2 separate regions of the Homo sapiens genome follow, and region 1 is linked to region 2. Evidence: read pairs that join two places in POLR2A ChIA-PET (ENCODE). Cell type or tissue: PC-9. All regions are shown on one strand. Links, peaks and the distances in the headings refer to the core of each region. The heading gives the core; the rest is flanking DNA.

Region 1 (7,558 bases), core at 2,559-7,558, 520 kb after region 2:
CTCAGGGGAGGCCCTGTGGAGTCTTGGAGGATGTGGAAGACTCAGCCAGGAAAGAAAGAGGGAAAGGACATCCAGGAGGCCTGGCATGAGAAAGGCCCAGAGGCGTGGGGCAGAGGGCGGCCCGGGCTCTGGAGGGTGCAGTCAGCTCTGAGATGGCACCTGGGCTTGGTACTGAAAGCAGTAGGCGCCATGCAGGGGCTTCAAGCTAGGGGGCCACAAAGGGTCCACTGGTATTTTAGAAACCTGCAGGGGCACTTAGAAGCTTGGGATCAGAGTGACGAAGGTGAGCAAACAAGAGCAGCTTGGTGAGGCCGGGTGAAGTGACTCGCGCCTGTAATCCCAGCACTTTGAGAGGCAGAGGCGGGTGGATCACCTGAGGTCAGGAGTTCGAGACTAGCCTGGCCAACATGGCAAAACCGTCTCTACTAAAAATACAAAAATTAGTCTGGCGTGGTGATGGGTGCCTGTAATCCCAGCTACTCAGGAGACTAAGGCAGGAGAATCCCTTGAACCCAGAAAGCAAAGGTTGCAGTGAGCCGAGGTTATACCACTTCAGCCTGGGCAACAGAGCAATACTCCATCTCAAAAAAAAACCCAACAACAACAACAACAAAAACTAGCTCCATGACAAGGGCTCAAGCTGAGACTACAAACTGGGATGGGGTTCCTCAAACTCCGAAACCCACCATGGCCCTCTAAGCGGAATGGAGCCCCCAAACCCTCACTGTCCTCTACTACCCTCCACCTGATGTCTCCCCCTGGCCTTCCTCTCCAGTGGAGGTGCCTCTGCTTCCCCTTCACTCCTGAGTCGAGGGCTGACTGCTCCGTTCGACAAGCTCTCACCCAGCCAGGTCCCCTCGCAGGTTAGGGCCGTCTCAGCACTGAAAGCAGCTGCCCTCCACTCCACTGCCCTGCCTGCTCTGGAACTATTTCAGGGCTTGCAATGATCTGTCTTCCTACTTGTCTGTGAACGTCCAAAGGCAAAGAGCGGGTCTTCTTCCTCACCGTGGTTCCCAGCACCAGCCACAATGCCTGGCACAGCCTAGGAGTTGAAGTAAGTACTAGCTGAGCGAGACCAAAAGCCTGGGGGTAGACCAGGAACTGCAGGCTTGCTCTGGGCCTTGCACTTCCTGTGCACCTGTGCATCCAGCAGGTGCACAACAAATCTGTGTAGACCCATTGAAGATAAAGGTGGCAGGGAAGGTAGGAATAGATGGAGAATAGAAACCACGAGAAGCCCCGATAACTGTAAACATTTATTGAACACCTTCTGTACTGTGTTTTTTCACTTTGTGATTTCTTACTCCAATTTGATGATGTAGGCACTAACCTTCCACGTCTTACAAATGAGCAAATTATGGCTCAGAGAGGTGAAGTGACTTGCCCAAGGACACCCAGCTAATATAGGACAGTGGAGGTCTCTACACCTAGGTCAGGGGAAGGAAGAAGAGTTGGCGTGGGTGAGGGGGAGCCTTACCGGGAGAGCCTAGGAGAATGTGCACCAGGTCCTCATAGAGGATGAGCGTGGCCGGCCGCTCAGGGAGCAGGTAGAGGCTGACAGACGCATACACTGCGGGAGGGATGGCCGGTCAGCTCCAGGAAAACCCACCCCCTACCCCCCAGCCAGGCACCCCCTCCATCTGAGTCCCAGAGGCTTCACCCTCCCTCAGCCCCCTCTGTGTACCCCAGCCCAGGCAGCAGCTGCTGGAAAGCCTCCCCCTCCACCCCCAAGGAGACTATTTTGGGAAGGGGCTGATGGAGGGTCAGCTGCTGTCCCCCCCCTCCACCTGCCCCTGCACTCACAGGGCAGCTTGTCAACACGCCAGGGCACAGAGTTGGTGAGGAAGCCAGGGCGGGCAGCAGTGACCAGCACCCAGGTGCCCAAGCGATAACTGAGGGGCAGGGTGGCCACACCCTCTGAGTCTGTGGTGCCAGCTGCCAGCAGAGTCCGGTTCCCAAACACATCCACTGAGGCCCGGGCCAGGGGCACCAGCTCCCCGCTCACATACACCTGCACCTTGATCAGGATCTCTGTGGGCAAGATGGGGCAAAGGGAGTGAGGACGAGGGAGGGGGAAAGAGAACTGGGGGGAGCCCCAAGATCAGAGGAAGGAGCTGTGTTTGAGAGAGTCTTTTGGGCTGAGGCTAGAGAAGGCATGATTTAAGACCCAGCATTCACAGAGCACTCACTGAAACCTCCTATCAGCCCATGCCGGAGGTGGGACTATTCCTGTATTTCATCGTCTAACACATGCGCTGTGTCACATTTTCACAATTCTAAACTCGGGCTATGCCTATGATTGATGATGCCATCGTTATAACTGGCAGCATTTCTTCCTTTCTTACTGGTACCTGAAATCATGGTGCATCTTACAGTCAGTGGTGTATTGGATTTGATAATATATGCTCTTAGTCCATTTTACAGATAAGGAAACTGAGGCTTAGAGAGTTTAGATACTTGGACTACAGCTAAGTGGAGATCTGGGATCCAGACCTGGCAGTCTGCCTCTAGAAGCGACATTCTTAACCCCGGGCCTGGGGAGAGGAGAAGGACAGGAGGGCTGAGAAAGGCTAAGTAAAGCTGGGTCCGCAGGCGGAGAGGAGAAGGGTCAAGATTCAGCAGTTTGAAAGGGAGGATGGAGGCTAGGGCAGAGTTTGGGGTCTTGGGAAAAAATTGACAGGGGACACTAGGAAACTGGTCATTCCCATCATTCATCCTTTTCCCAGAATCCTTTGCACAAGCCTGTTTCCCTTCAGATTTAGGGACTCACCCCAACCCCATGCCCAAACAAATTACTTCTGCCTCCTCCCCCTCACATGAACCGCCTGCCCCCTCCCAGCTGGTCAGCTACAGTCAGTCACCATGGCAACGCCCTCATTCCTCCCAGGAGATCAGGCAGGGAGCTGGGGCCCTGGTAAGGGAAAGGAGATCTAGGGGGGAGCAACCCAGGCCCAAGAGAACTATTGTGGAGGGGGCTGGGGAGGGAAGCCCAAGTCTTTTGCTTTCCAGGGATGCCTCTGCCCACAGCCCGTGGAGAATCTGGCCAGGCCATCAGGCAGGCGTCCTGCCCTCAGATGGCGTGATGGGAAGGAACCAAGCCTTGAGTTGTTCCCATGGATTCTCCAGGCAGTCTCTCTGATCCAGGGCACCCCTTCCCATCAGCACAGCCCCTCCCTCAAGAACACACTTCGCCCCTACCTTCCTGCTAACAAGGTGTGTCATGCATGTATGGACACCTCAGTGGGGGGCCCAGGAGACAGGTGGGAAGTGGGCTGAGTGCTGGATGCAAATCTAGTGGGGGTTGGGTATGGAAGGAAGAGTCTGGAGCTGAGAGCAGCAGGGCCTGGGGAGGTCAGGGTGCTGTGGAGACTTCAAGGAGAGGGAAGGCCTTAGAGTGGAGCCTGACACTCAGCAGTGACAGGTGTCTTAGCTCAGGCTCCCAATCCGCAGCCAGCGCCACGCCTGCCCTAGGCATCCCATCCAGCTGTTCCCCTGAGCCCACCTCCCCTCCCAGGCCAGAGCCCAACCCTGCAGGGTGGGTGCACACTCCACTCACTCTCGCTCTCTGCTCCTCCAGGAAGCTGGCACCCCTTTACTGTTTTTTTGCACATTTGATGTGATTTAATTCTTACTTCAATTTGATGATGTAGGCACTATCCTTCCATGTCTTACAAATGAACAAATTATGGCTCAGAGAGGTTAAGTGGCATGGGGTGGGGGGAGGTAGAGCCTAGGAGGACGTGTGCAAGGTCCTCATCCATCCCCCTGCCAACACCCATTAGGAATTCGGAGAAGCTAGAAGGTCCTGGCTACTCCCACCTCCATCCCGGGCTTAGGAACAGCTGGATAGAGCAGCTGGGGAGAGGGATCCCGAGTCTGAGATATGGTCATTTGAGGGAATGCCTTGGGTTCAAGAGTCAGAGTTTCAGAAGAGGGAGGGGGCTGGGGAAACAAAACTGGGGTGGGCTGGTAAGGATCTGTGCCAACCTTGCGGGTGGGGGAGAAGGGAGGGGGCAGGTGCCTAGCAGATTCCCTTCCCCCTTTCCCTCAACCTGGGCTCCCCGCCAGCTGCCCCAGAGAACCCCCAATCCTGGCTCTATTCCAGCCAATTCCCTGGGCCCCTTCCCCTGAGGTGCAGGGACTTGAGGGGAGGGGCGTCCTAAGAAACTAGGGCTTCTTCCTACTAAGAAAAGCCTGATCTCCTCCCCGAGAGAGCTGGGGGAGACTGAGGCAGAGGGTGAACCCTACCCATTCCTCGAAGCCTGACATTCCATATAGTATCCACCTCTCCCGGCTCTAGGCCTGCCTCAGTCCAGGAGGAAATCCGACCCCCTCCCTTCATCCGGACCCCACTTCCCTCATCCAGACCCCCCCACTCTGCTTTTCCTGCCAGCTCCTTAGTGTGGGGGGTGAGGAGTGAATACTGCTTCAGGCAGGGATGGGGCCCACAGGCAGGAGAGGGAGAGCAGGACCCGGGAGGTGGACTCAGGACTGGAGTGGGCGGAGGCCCCCAAGCGTCCAGGCCTGCCTGTGGGATGTGTTGTCAGGGTCTTGCTCCCCCACCCTTTCCTGCTGCAGGAGCCGGCCCCACCCCCACCTCACACACCCACCTGCGCCCGGTGAGTCGCTGGGAAGGGTCTCCTCCACTGCGAAGATGTGAGATGAGGAGGGGGTGATATGGGGGCGGGCAGGGGACAGGAATGCCAGGAGGCCTGCTGAATGGGGGGGGACCCAGGCACCTGCCCTCCCAGCCGGCACTGCCCACAGCCAGCTAGCTCAGCATGGCTCCACGACCACAAGCCTGCCATGCTCCCTCAGCTGGGAATCACAATGTACCCCCTTTTCTTAGAGGCCCACAACTGCGGCTCGTCCTCCATCATAGGCTCACAAGCATTTATTTGGTGCACCCCAAACTCTAAACCAGGGGGGCTGGCTGGGAGCTGTCAGGCTCCAGGGCAAAGAACCCCATTAGAGCAGTCAATCCCGCCCACAGCCTCACCCACTCCCCCTTCTCCCCTCCCCCCTTCAAACCCAGCTCCAGGCTCCCAGCCTCCGGTCCCGGCCTAGGGTGGCAGCGGATGCCGGCGCCCCCACCCCGCCAGGGTCGGGAGCGAGCAACCCGCAGGGGGCTGCGGAGCAGGCGCCCGCCCCAGCCCGCCCCTGGGCGGGTGTCTTCGGTAGACAATGGCTCAGGCAGCAGCGCCTCGCGGACCAGGAGGGAGAAAAACAAATAGGGAGAGGGCGGCGGCGCAGATCCTGGGGACCCTCGCACTACCCATTGTGTCTCCCCAAGACCCCCGCCCCGGACGGCCTCCCTCTCCCCGCCTCCACTTTCCCCCAGAAGCGCCAACCCCAGATCGCTTAGCTCCCCCCACCCGAATCCAGGGAACAGAATACCACTCAATTCACGAACGCCGCGAAGAGGGGGCTGACGGGCGGGAGCCTGATCAGGGGGCGCAGGCCCGCGATCGCGGCCCCTCCCGGCTGAGACTCACCCTGCGGGCTGGGGGGCTCCGGCGGCGACTTGCCGGGAGCCCGGGAGGCGCTGCCGAGCAGCAGCCCCAGCAGCGGCAACAGCCGCGCGAGGACGCTGGGGCCACTCGCCGGCGGCATCGCGGGGCTAGGCCGGGCCCTAGCGGTCCATGGCTCCCGCCTGGTCCCGCTCGCCCGGCCCCGCGCAGCCCCAGCTCTGCGCCGCGCCTCGCAGCTCCGGCTCCCGCTCCCGCTGCGGCGCCCGCTCAGCGCGATTGTCTCCGACCGGAGCCGCCGCAAGCGCCCCCTGCAGGCGGCGCGCCACACCGCTGGCCCTCCGGCACCGCCCCCTCCCGGCCCCGCTCCGCCCGCCGCCCCCCGGTACTGCCCACCTTCAGCCCACCCCGCAGCCCCCGCGCTCTGCGCTCCCAGACTCTGCGCTGCAAAGGAGTGTCGGGATTAGGGTCCCATCACCCGGGTTCTTGGGTTTCGAGAGTCCCCAAAATTTGGTGCAAAATTTGTGTGTGTGTAGGTGGGGAGTGGATATTGCCTACAACACTCTCAAGGGGTACGGTCATGAAAGTCTCAGAAAACTGTAAGAACTCCCTGCTCGATGGCCCCCTTCTCCCGGTAGAACACCTAGGCAGTGCTGGGGTGATAGCAGGGAAGGCCCCCTAGACCCCCCTAAGTCTCTCTTTTTTTTTTTTTTGAGACAGATTTTTTTTTTTCAGAGACAAGTGAACATTTATTTTTGGGCCTTTCTTCCTATTTCAAGTCTTTTTCAAAACAAGGCCCCAAGAATCTCCAAATTCAATTATGTCCCTGGGCTTGGCCGACTGGTGCAGGAGTCTTAGGGAGCCTTGTACAAATGCTAGAGTTACTCACTTACCGACATTAAACTAAAACGCTGGAATTTTTCCTTGGAAACTGGACTGTGATTAGAGGTGCTTGCCATGAACATAAGCTACTGTTTCTTCTCCTTCTTTTTTTTTTTTTTTTTTTTTTTGAGAGAGAGTCTTGCTCTGTTGCCCAGGCTGGAGTGCAGTGGCGTGATCTTGGCTCACTGCAACCTCTGCCTCCCGGGTTCAAGTGATTCTCCTGCCTCAGCCTCCCAAGTAGCTGGGACTACAGGTGCACGCCACCATGCCCGGCTAATTTTTGTATTTTTAGTAGAGACAGCGTTTCACTATGTTGGCCAGGCTGGTCTCGAACTCCTGATCTCAAGTGATCTACCCGCCTCGGCCTCCCAAAGTGCTGGGATTACAGGCGTGAGCTTCTGTCTTTTCTTTGACCCTTCCTTTCCAGTTTTTGAAGATAAAGCTGGAAATAATCTTCTCTGAAGATACTTGATAAAAATTCCCAAAAAAACAAAAACACATGCTTCTACTACCCATGCTTCCACTTCATTAATAAAAATTTACTGCAGTTTGGCACCTGGGTCTAGTTCAGCTGGCGGATGAGCTGACTGATGCGTTCACCCTGATAGCCAGGTGTGCCCATCTCCTTGAGGAAGCCCACTGTATTTTTGGTAGCATGACGGGCCACTGAGAGGTAGAAAGGGCGTAACAACCATGAGACCTCCTGGAAATGCTTCCCTGGGACGGCAATTTCATGACTGAGGTCTTCCAAGCAAACGACACCAAACTTCCCCAGGTGCTTCTCAATCACTGTGTTGTCTGTCAGAGGAATGGTCTTATTCCTTATTCCTGACCTTGGCTTGTCCATGTTTCAAAATGAGTTCCTGGACAGACTTCAGATTTGGAAATCCCCAGGTCACATAAGGTTCCACCATACGCAGCATTTTTAGGTTCTGGGGGGTGACTTTTACAAAGACACCACTAAAAATTTTCTTTAGGCAAAGTCTTACAATGGTTCTCTGCACCAGTAAACTCACGCCATCAATTCTTTCGATGTGTACAACAAAGGCCAAGGAATGTTTATCTGGCAATTCCAAGGCATGATGTTTCACTTCTAGTTGTCTGAGATGCACTTTGTCACATTTCTGCCATCAGGAATCATGTAGGAATGATTCCAGTTGCTTAAACCTGAGCCCTTTTCCTTTCCTCTGCTCTTTCTTTGACAAAAG
Region 2 (10,714 bases), core at 3,199-8,198:
GCCACTGGTCTGCAGACCACACTTTTTGAGTGGAGAGAGACTGCATGAGACACATTCTTAGCTGCAATGTTTACTGTTGGAAAAATAATGAGAACCATCTGATCCATCTGATATGGGTCAAATGATTTTGGACAAGAACACCAGGAAGTGGTGTTGGAACAAGTAGATATTTATGTGCCTGAAGGGACCCAATCCCTACCTCACACCATATTCAAAACGCAATTTAAGAGAGATCATTGGCCTAAACATAAAGCAAATCGATAAAGCTACTAGAATAAAACAGGAGGGTATCTTTTAAATCTTGGGGTATGCAAAGATTTCCTAGAAAGGATACAAAAAAGCCAGGCATGGTGGCATGAGCCTGTATCCCACATACTCAGGAGGCTGAGGCAGGCAAATTGCTTGAGCCCAAGAGTTCAAGGCTGCAGTGAACTATGATCAGTCCACTGCGCTTCAGCTTGGGTGACAAAGAGACACCGTTTCTAAAAAAAGAAAAAATTTTTAAAAAAAGCATGGACCCTGAAAACAATTGATAAATGGACCTCATCAAAATTTAAAACTCCTGCTCATCAAAAAACACTATTGGCCAGGTGCAGTGGCTCATGCCTGTAATCCCAGCACTTTGGGAAGCCAAGGTGGGTGGATCATCTGAGGTCAGGATATTGAGACCATCCTGGCTAACACAGTGAAACCCCATCTCTACTAAAAATACAAAAAATTAGCCAGGCATGGTGGCACACACCTGTGTCCGTTCCAGCTACTCAGGAGGCTGAGGCAGGAGAATTGCTTGAACCCGGGAGGCAGAGGTTGCAGTGAGCCAAGATCAGGCCACTGCACTCCAGCCTGGGTGACAGAGTGAGACTCCATCTCAAAAAAAAAAAAAAAAAAGACCGGGCGCAGTGGCTCACGTCTGTAATCCTAGCACTTTGGGAGGTCAAGGCGGGCAGATCACGAGGTCAGGAGATGGAGACCATTCTGGCTAACATGGTTAAACCCCGTCTCTACTAAAAATACCAAAAATTAGCCGGGTGTGGTGGCGGAGGTTGCAGGGAGTGGAGATCGCGCCACTGCACTCCAGCCTGGGCCACAGGGTGAGGCTCCGTCTCAAAACAAAACAAAACAAAACAAAACAAAACAAAACAAAACAAAACACTATTAAGAAAATAGGACCAGGGACCAGGTGCAGTGGCCCACACCTGTAATCCCTTCAAGCACTTTAAGAGTTCAAGGCGGGTGAATGGCTTGAGCCCAGGAGTTCGAGACCAGCCTGGGCAACACGGCAAAACCCAGTCGGTATCTACTAAAATTACAAAAACTAGCCAGGCATGTTGGCTTGTGCCAGTAGTCCCAGCTGCTCAGGAGACTGAGGCAGGAGGATCACTTGAGCCTGGGAAGCAGAGGTTACAGTGAGCCATGATTGTGACACTGCACTCCAGGCTGGGTGACAGAGTAAGACCCTGTCTCAAAAAAAAAAAAAGAAAAGAAAAGAAAAAAGAAAGAAAAGGAAAGGAAAAGAAAAGAGGCAAGCCACAGACTGGGAGACTAGGAAGAAATATATCTGACAAAGAGATTGTATTCAGAATAAAGAACTCCTGTAACTCAATAAAAAGACAAACCACCCAATCAAAAAACAGGCAAAAGATATGAACATGCACTTCACAAAAGAAGATATACAAATAACCAATAAGCATATGAGAAAGCACTCATCCAACATCATTTGTCATCAGGGAAATGCAAATTAAAACCTGTCATAGTCAGTTCCTGCTGCTATAACAAAATACCACAGTAATTTATAAGAAGTAATAGTAATTTATTGCTTACAGTTCTAGAGGCCGGAAAGTCCAAGATCAAGGGGCCAGCTGGTTCAGTGTCTGGTGAGGGCCTGTTCCTCACTGATGGCACTGGATAGGTATCCTCACATGGTGGAAGAGAAAGACAGGCATAGGCCAGGCGCGGTGGCTCACGCCTGTAATCCCAGCACCTTGGGAGGCTGAGGCAGGTGGATCACAAGGTCAAGAGATCAAGACCATCCTGGCCAGCATGGCAAAACCCCGTCTCTACTAAAAATACAAAAAAATAGCCAGGCGTGGTGGCAGGCACCTGTAGTCCCAGCTACTTGGGAGGCTGAGGCAGGAGAATGGCGTGAACCCGGAAGGCAGAGCTTGCAGTGAGCTGAGATCGCGCCACTGCACTCCAGCCTGGGCGACAGAGCGAGACTCCATCTCAAAAAAAAAAAAAGAAAGAAAGAAAGACGGGCATAAAGGGATGAACGCTGTGTCCTCATGTGGCAGTAGGGGCCAAAGGGACTAGGGTGCTCCCTTCAAGTTCTCTTATAAGGGCATTAATCCCATTCAAGTGTCCATCAAGAAGTGAATGGATAAATATTCATTCACTTGTGGTATATCCATACAATGGCATATTTACTCACCAATAAAAAGAAACAAATTACAAGAAAGAAATGATGAAAAAATTTAAGATGGCAGAGTATACAATTGATATTAAAAATTTATGACTTTCCGGCCAGGCACGGTGGCTCACGCCTGTAATCCCAGCACTTTGGGAGGCCGAGGCGGGCAGATCACAAGGTCAGGAGATCGAGACCATCCTGGCCAACATAGTGAAACTCCGTCTCTACTAAAAATACAAAAATTAGCTGGGCTTGGTGGCACGTGCCTGTAATCCCAGCTACTCAGGAGGCTGAGGCAGGAGAATAGCTTGAACCAGGGAGTCAGAGGTTGCAGTGAGCCGAGATCGCACCACTGCACTCCAGCCTGGTGACAGAGCGAGACTCTGTCTTAAAAACAAACAAACAAACAAAAAAAACATTATGACTTTCCTGTGGACAAAAATAATTATTAAGTATAATGAAAGAAAAAATCCAAACTAAGATATCAAGAAAGATTAAATACCAATTTATAAACTTAATAGGAAAAATGAAAGACCTATTGATATTTGGGAGAAAAAAACTTTAAAATTCTAGTGAAGGACATAAAAGATAAAATGTACCTCAAATGGCTAGGGAAAGAACAGTTCAATAGTGCAATTATATTAATTCATTCTGAAATAATCTTTATACCCAATGCAATTCCAATTAAAATATAAGAAGTATTTTTCACAGAGAATTTATTAAATGCTACCACAATTCATCAGGAAAAATAAACATTGGTGAATAATAGGAAAGTTCTGGGAAAAAAAGAGTTATGGGACCAAGGGAGGTGGGATTTAAAAATATGAAAACAATTTTTAAAGTTTAGTACTGAGGCTATAGTCCCAGGACTCTGGGAGGCCGAAGCAGGTAGATCACTTGAGCCCAGGAGTTCAAGAACAGCCTGGGCAACATGGCAAAACCCCATCTCTACAAAAAATGCAAAAATTATCTGGGTGTAGTGGTGCTCACCTGTAGTCCCAGATGCTCAGGAGGCTGAAGCAGAATTGCCTGAACCCAGGAGTTCGAGGCTGCAGTGAGCCATGACCACACCACTGCACTCAAGTCTGGGTGACACAGCAAGACCCTGTCTCAAAAAAAATGAATTAATAAAGTTTAGTACTAAAGAGGCAATCAACAGCTAGACAAATAGAACAGAATTGAAAGAACAGAAATAGTCCTCATGTATACTGTCTTTTAATATTTGAGAAAGGTGACATTTAAGTGGAAGGAGAGGAATTTTTTTTTTTTTTTAATGTGGGGACAGGCCAGGTGCAGTGGCTCACACCTGTAATCGCAGCAGTTTGGGAGGCTGAGGCGGGAGGATCTCTTGAGCCCAGGAATTCAAGACCAGCTTGGGCAACATAGCAAGACCTGTCTCTACTAAAAATAAAAAAATTAAAAAAAATTGATGCATGTGCAAGTAGACCCAGCTACTCAGGAGGCTGAGGTGGGAGGATTGCTTGAGCTCAGCAGATAGAGGTTGCAGTGAGCCGTGATCATGCCACTGCACTCCAGCTCGGGCATCAGAGCAAGACCCTGTCTCAAAATAAAATAAGGTATGGCGACAATTACAATAGCTACTCTTTATGGGAAAAAAAAAGAGAGAGGAAAAAAGGCTGGGCGCAGTGGTTCATGCCTGTAATCCCAGCACTTCGGTAGGTGGAGGCGGGCAGATCACCTGCCCTCCTCTGCAAGATTATAAAAATAAATTTACTGAGAAAATATTTTGATGTGAGAAGTGAGGTAGGGATACAGCTTTCTTTCGCTTTTGTTTTGAGACGGGGTCTTGCTCTGCGGCCAGGCGGGAGTGCAGTGGCGAGATCTCGTCTCACTGCAAGCTCCGCCTCCCGGGTTCAAGTGATTCTCCTGCCTCAGCCTCCTGAGTAGCTAGGATTACAGGCACCCGCCACCACACCCAGCTAATGTTGTTGTTGTTGTTGTTGTTGTTGTTGTTGTTGTTTGAGACGGAGTCTCGCTCTGTCACCCAGGCTGGAGTGCAGTGGTGCGATCTCGGCTCACTGCAAGCTCCGCCTCCCGGGTTCACGCCATTCTCCTGCCTCAGCCTCCCGAGTAGCTGGGACTACAGGTGCCTGCCACCACGCCAGGCTAATTTTTTGTATTTTTAGTAGAGACGGGATTTCACCGTGTTAGCCAGGATGGTCTCGATCTCTTGACCTCGTGATCCGCCCGCTTTGGCCTCCCAAAGTGCTGGGATTACAAGCATGAGCCACCGCGCCCGGCTGCAGTGAGGGAAACATTTCTAAGTAAATTCCAAATCCAAATCTATAAAGGAAAAGGTGGATATGTGTGATTTAAAAAAGGGTAAACATTTTTATAGGTAAAAATATTATTTGCAACATATGATATCATATGCAATATGATAAAGTTAAATTCCTCAATTTAAAAGAGTTTACATAAATGAGAAAAGATGAAAAAATTTTAAACGGTCAAAGAAAATAGTCTAATACAAAAAATACATAGCCAATAAACACAGAAAACTGATGCTAGATCTCCTGTTTAAAAAAAAAAAAAAAGGAAAAAAAATCCAAAAGATGCACAACCTCACTCATAATCGAAGAATTCTTAGCCAAAATAGGAGGCAATGTCCCTTGTTAAGACAAAAATGTTTAAGTCTGTTGACATCCAGTGCTATCAAGGATGTGGGGAAAAGACACATTTACACATTTGGAAGGAATATTATTTGGTGCAAACTTTCTGGGACACGATCTGGTAATATTTGTTAAAATATTATATGTACATGTCCTTTAGTCCAGAGGATATTTGGGCAAGCAGAATGGAAGAAAAGAGAAGCAGAGAGAGATGTTTAGGTGGATGAGAGCTTGGAGCAGGAGTGCTGGGAGAGGCTGCATCATAGGACAGGGCAGGTGCAGCCAGGGCGGAGTTGGCCCAGATGGCCGGAAGCTCAGGGCAGGAGTCGCCTCACCCAGCCAGGGCTCGGTCAAGGTGCTCGTTTAGAGCAGCTGCACAGGGAACAGGAAGATGAGCTCAATGCCAGAGGAATGAATGACTTTGGGTCCATCTGGACAGGGAGAAGAGACTTTACCAAGCATGCTCTGGAAAAAAAGAGAATGCCAACGATCCTTGAAGAGGTGACAGAGAGAATCTGCTTCAGGCTACAGGTGTGCATTGTCATTGCATTTGGCATTCAGCCCAGACACCATAGGGAACCAGAAATAATTCCAAGAGGAGCAATGGGCTAGTGCCCAGGCATGCAGCAAGAGGGCAAGTCAGAAGCGGGTGGAGAAAGGGCAGGCTCAGCTCCATTTACTTCTCAATGAGAAGGGAAATTACTGTACTGGGGTTTTGGGGTTTTTTTGTTTTGTTTTGTTTTTTGAGATTTCTGATAACTTTTCCTATTGTTTGTGGCTTTTGTTACCTATTTCTCTTATTTTTATTTTTGTTTTATTTTTTTGAGACAGAGTATTGCTCTGTCACCCAGGCTGGAATGCAATGGCACGATCTCAGCTCATTACAACCTCCGCCTCCCGGGTTCAAGCGATCCTCCAGCCTCAGCCTCCCAAGTTGCTGGGACTACAGGCATGCGCCACCATTCCCAGCCAGTCCTAGAATTCTTATGTTGTGCTTTTTTCAAATCTGCTGTCACTTTTTGTTCTTTCCAGTTCCCTGCCAAAAATGTCAAGCTTGACTTTTACCTCCTTGAGCACAGTAAGAATAGTTGTGTTAAGGCTGATCCTGCTATTTACAGTATATGGAGTCCCCACGGGTCTGTTTTGTTGTTTCTGCATATTCTTGCTTATTGAGTCTTCTCATAGATTTGGTTATCTTTGATTATATATTAGATGGTATTTGAAAAAACTACTTGTAAAAATGATCAGCTTAGGCTGATGCTATTTTCCTCCAGAAAGGATTTTTCACTAATATCTTTAAGGTACCCGAGGGTAGGGATGGGGAAGGTGCTGCCAGACAAGAGCCACTTTTAATTCAAGTTCAAAGCTTGAAGTTTCCTGGGACACCTAAATGACAGAAAGCTGGGTGGAAGTCCATGGTGGCCTGGTTTGTACAGCCTTTTGGGGTCCCAGCCTAATGTGACCAAAAATATGCCAGATTCCATTCCCTGCCCCCAGAGGGCCCTAGACTCCTAGTTCATCCTCTTCGCTGCTGCTTTGGAATCAGTAAATGCCCACAGGGAAAACAAGCACATACACTGAGCTTATCTTTCTGGCTTCCTGTCTACTTGCATGCAGACTTATGCCTGGGAACCCCCATGCTCTTTTTAGCTTTTCACTGCTTTTTTTTTTTTTTTAAGACAGTCTCGCTCTGTCACCCAGGCTGGAGTGCAGTGACATGCTCACGGCTGACTGCAGCCTCGACCCCTCAGGCTCAAGTGATCCTCCCACCTCAGCCTCCCCAGTATACTTTCTTTTTTCTTAATAAACTTTATATTTTGGAATAATTTTAGATTTACAGAAAAGTTGCAAAGATAGTACAGAGAGTTCCTGAACACCCTTTCCCCTGTTTTCTCTAATGTTAGCATCTTACATAATCATGATACATTTGTCAAAACTAAGACATGAACATTGGAATGTTATTATTAAGGAAATTCCAGACTTTATTAATCTTTCACTAGTTTTTCCACTAATATCCTTTCTCTGTTCTGGGATCCAGTCCAAGATAACACATTGCAGTTAGCCTTCAAAGTTTCTGAGAAGATTTGAAATTTACCTATCAGTAAACGTGGGCATTTACTGATTGAGCTCCTGAGGCATTACCAGTCTCCCATTACTGCCCTCCTCCATCATTTTCCCTGTCATTCCCCGAAGTAATTGGTTAACATAAAAAATTTGAAAGGGGCCGGGTGCGGTGGCTCACACCTGTAATCCCAGCACTTTGGGAGACCGAAGCAGGCAGATCATTTGAGGTCAGGAGTTTGAGACCAGCTTGGCCAACATGGTGAAACCCTGTCTCTACTAAAAATACCAGAAAATGAGCTGGGCATGGTGGCACGTGCCTGTAATTCCAGCTACTCAGGAGGCTGAGGCACGAGAATCGCTTGGACCCAGGAGGTGGAGGTTGCAGTGAGCCGAGATCGCGCCTGCTGTCTCAAAAAAAAAAAAAAAAAAAAAAAAAAATTGAAAGGGAGTTTTCAGATTTGTTTGATGGAGAAAGTTGAAAAATCGAGTTTGCAACCAGCTAGGGTAGGGAAGCTGCGAGGAGACTAGAGGATGAATGTATGACGGAAAACAAAAAGCATGGTGGTGGTCTACACTGTGCTACAGCAACTAGCAAACTGCAAGATCTCCGTGGCTAAACACAGAAAAGTCTATCTCTTGCTCATTCCAAGTCCGCCGCACGCTTGGTGGCTGTCCAGGGCAGCTGTCTTCCAAGTGGTAGCTCAGGAATCCAAATCTTCCTGTCTTGTGGCTCATTTGTCTTTGCCGGGGACACGTCTTCCCCACTCCTGATGTTTCCTTCCATGAGCAGAGAACCCCACTGGCACAAAACTCTTAGTCTCTCTCCACGCCTCTCTCTACGCCTCTCCACACCTCTCTCTACGCCTCTCCATGCCTCTCCACGCCTCTCTCCACGCCTCTCCACGCCTCTCTCCACGCCTCTCCACGCCTCTCTCTACGCCTCTCCACGCCTCTCCACGCCTCTCTCCACGCCTCTCCACGCCTCTCCACGCCTCTCCCCGCCTCTCTCCACGCCTCTCCACGCCTCTCTCTACGCCTCTCCACCCCTCTCTCCACGCCTCTCCACGCCTCTCTCCACGCCTCTCCACGCCTCTCTCCACGCCTCTCCACGCCTCTCTCCACGCCTCTCCACGCCTCTCCACGCCTCTCTCCACGCCTCTCCACGCCTCTCTCCACGCCTCTCCCCGCCTCTCTCCACGCCTCTCCACGCCTCTCTCCACGCCTCTCCACGCCTCTCTCCACGCCTCTCTCCACGCCTCTCCACGCCTCTCTCCACGCCTCTCCACGCCTCTCTCCACGCCTCTCCACGCCTCTCTCCACGCCTCTCCACGCCTCTCTCCACGCCTCTCCACGCCTCTCTCTACACCTCTCCACGCCTTTCTCCATGCCTCTGCTGATTTGATTGATGAATGTTGAAGGAGGAACAAGGCGTGTGTAACCCGGCTCTCTTCTTCCTTTTCTCTGGTGAGCTGGCCCACCTGCAAAAAGTGTGTGTTCTAAACTGATACACCACACCTCACCCTGAGTATTACGAGGATGGCCCAGCTCCACTGAGGAAAGAAGGACGCAGTTTTACCTGATTCTGGGGTTCAGCATTAGGTTCTGCCCACTGTCCTGTTTCCAAAACCGTGTTACTATGCCTGCATCAAGCTTATCCACCCGCGGCCCACGGGCTGCATGCAGCCAGGATGGCTTTAAATGAAGCCCCAAACAAACTCGTAAGCTTTCTTAAAACATTATGAGATTATTTTTTTAACTCATCAGCTATCACTGGTGTTACTGTATTTTATGTGTGGTCCAAGACAATTCTTCTTCTTGGCCCAGGGAAGCCAAAAGATGGAACACCCTGACCTACATAAACAATAAACATAACTTACACAAAAGTGCACTTATTTGTTCCACAGTTATTCATCATCTAAGACAGCAGTTCTCAACCCAGGGTATTTTTGCCTCTCAGTGGGATGTTTGACAATGCCTGGAGGCTTTTTTTTTTTTTTTTTTTTTGAGACAGAGTCTTGCTCTGTCACCCAGGCTGGAGTGCAGTGGCGTGATCTCAGCTGACTGCAAGCTCCACCTCCCGGGTTCACGCCATTCTCCTGCCTCAGCCTCCCGAGTAGCTGGGACTACAGGTGCCCGCCACCATGCCCAGCTAATTTTTTTGTATTTTATTTTTTTAGAGACGGGGTTTCACCGTGTTAGCCAGGATGGTCTCGATCTCCTGACCTTGTGATCCGCCCACCCCGGCCTCCCAAAGTGCTGGGATTACAGGCGTGAGCCACTGCGCCCGGCCTTTTTTTTTTTTTTTTTTTTTTTGAGACAAGGTCTCACTCCCATCACCCAGGCTGGCGTGCAGTGATGGGATCTCGACTCACTACAGCCTCGACCTCCCATGCTCAGGTGATTCTGTCACCTCAGCCTGTGTGTAGCTGGGACCACAGGTGCACACTGCCATGCTTGGCTAATTTTCTGTATTTTTTGCAGAGACGGGGTTTTGTCATGTTGCCCAGGCTGGTCTCAAACTCCTGGGCTCAAGTGATCCACTCACCTTGGCCTCCCAAAGTGCTGGGATTATAAGCATGAGCCACCTCACCCAGCCTGGAGACATTTTTGATTATCACAACTGGGAAGGGACTACTGGCATCTAGGGGGTACAGCTGGAGATGCTGCTAAACATCCTATAATTCACAGGACAGTCTCCCACAACAAAGAATTATCTAACTTAAAATGTCAACAGTACTGAGGTTGGGGAAACCTTGATCTAAGAGGAGCAAGTGACCCTCTTGGAGCAGCTGAAGTGATTTAGTCCAAGTCCAAACCGAGAGGAATTGGACCAGGGTGGCCATCGAAGACCAAGCAGCTCAGTCCCCTCATCCCTGCCACTGTACCTCTTGGGCACACAGAGGCCTTCCTGAGGATGTGATGAGGCTGTCACGAGCCCAGTGACCTGTCCAGGAGCCCTTGTGCCTCATTGCCTCTCCCAGGTGCAGTGATGGTGGGGCACCTCCCCATGCTTCTGGTGGGAAGCAGGACAAAAATATCCTCTCTTCTCAGATCCCCAGCCCACCACGGAGGTCTGTCTGTTGGCCCCATCTACCCCAGAGTGTGGCCTAAGGTGGAACTAGGTGCGAGGCTCATGCCAGCACCTCACTTTCACCCTTCTCCCCAGCCCTTGCTCCACTTCCCAGTCTGGTGAATCTGTTTCTAATGGAGTTCTTGAGCCAGCCTCCTGGGCTAGGTGTGGGGCTGGGAAATGGAGGGGAAGGACCTTCAAATATGCAGGAAGAGGGTAGGGATCCACTCAACATGCTCTTTATATAAATAAACATTTAATAACACCTCGCTTACTCTCCTAAAATGACAATCATAAATAATATGCCTTCACAAGCACTTACTTCTTTAAAATCACACTATAGTGCCTGAGCTATACTAGGGAGAAAAAATAAAAGGAAAGCAATTTATAACCAAATAACACATATTTCAATCTGTCAGTGCTCAGGTCCCATGACACTAGAAAGCATAATGAAGTGTCAGATGCTCGTCCTTGCATATAATAAATAAGTCTGAATTTAAGAAATGTAGAGGATCAGAAATTATTCTGTGTAAGGACAAAAAT

What was found. ChIA-PET counts read pairs that join two places held together with the same protein. Peaks named below come from ENCODE experiments on the same cell type or tissue, not always from the same donor. Only the 100,000 strongest peaks of a DNase experiment are listed, where the experiment ranks them.
Region 1: POLR2A ChIA-PET joins it to region 2 with 13 read pairs; 2 of 35 experiments call an interaction of 5 or more read pairs at or near these places.

What each region holds. Positions count from the first base shown.
Region 1 is chr17:44,358,102-44,365,659 of GRCh38, forward strand. FAM171A2 (family with sequence similarity 171 member A2) reads right to left here and starts at 5,752. Exons shown (of 8, transcript NM_198475.3): 1 at 5,496-5,752; 2 at 1,804-2,031; 3 at 1,478-1,570. The coding sequence starts at 5,613. It also overlaps the pseudogene RPL7L1P5. RefSeq lists enhancers at 2,736-3,336, 3,337-3,936 and a silencer at 5,464-5,843. In PC-9, for the core only: CTCF peaks have their summits at 5,907 and 5,908; no DNase peak of the experiment used is centred there; H3K4me3 peaks cover 1,392 bases; H3K27me3 peaks cover 640 bases.
Region 2 is chr17:43,834,381-43,845,094 of GRCh38, forward strand. LOC107984979 (a long non-coding RNA gene) reads left to right here. Exons shown (of 3, transcript XR_001753057.2): 2 at 5,477-5,568. Among named protein-coding and RNA genes, the nearest start is that of MPP3, 6.6 kb to the left of the region's middle. In PC-9, for the core only: a CTCF peak has its summit at 6,409; DNase peaks (open chromatin) are centred at 5,541 and 6,611; H3K4me3 peaks cover 1,896 bases; H3K27ac peaks cover 3,827 bases.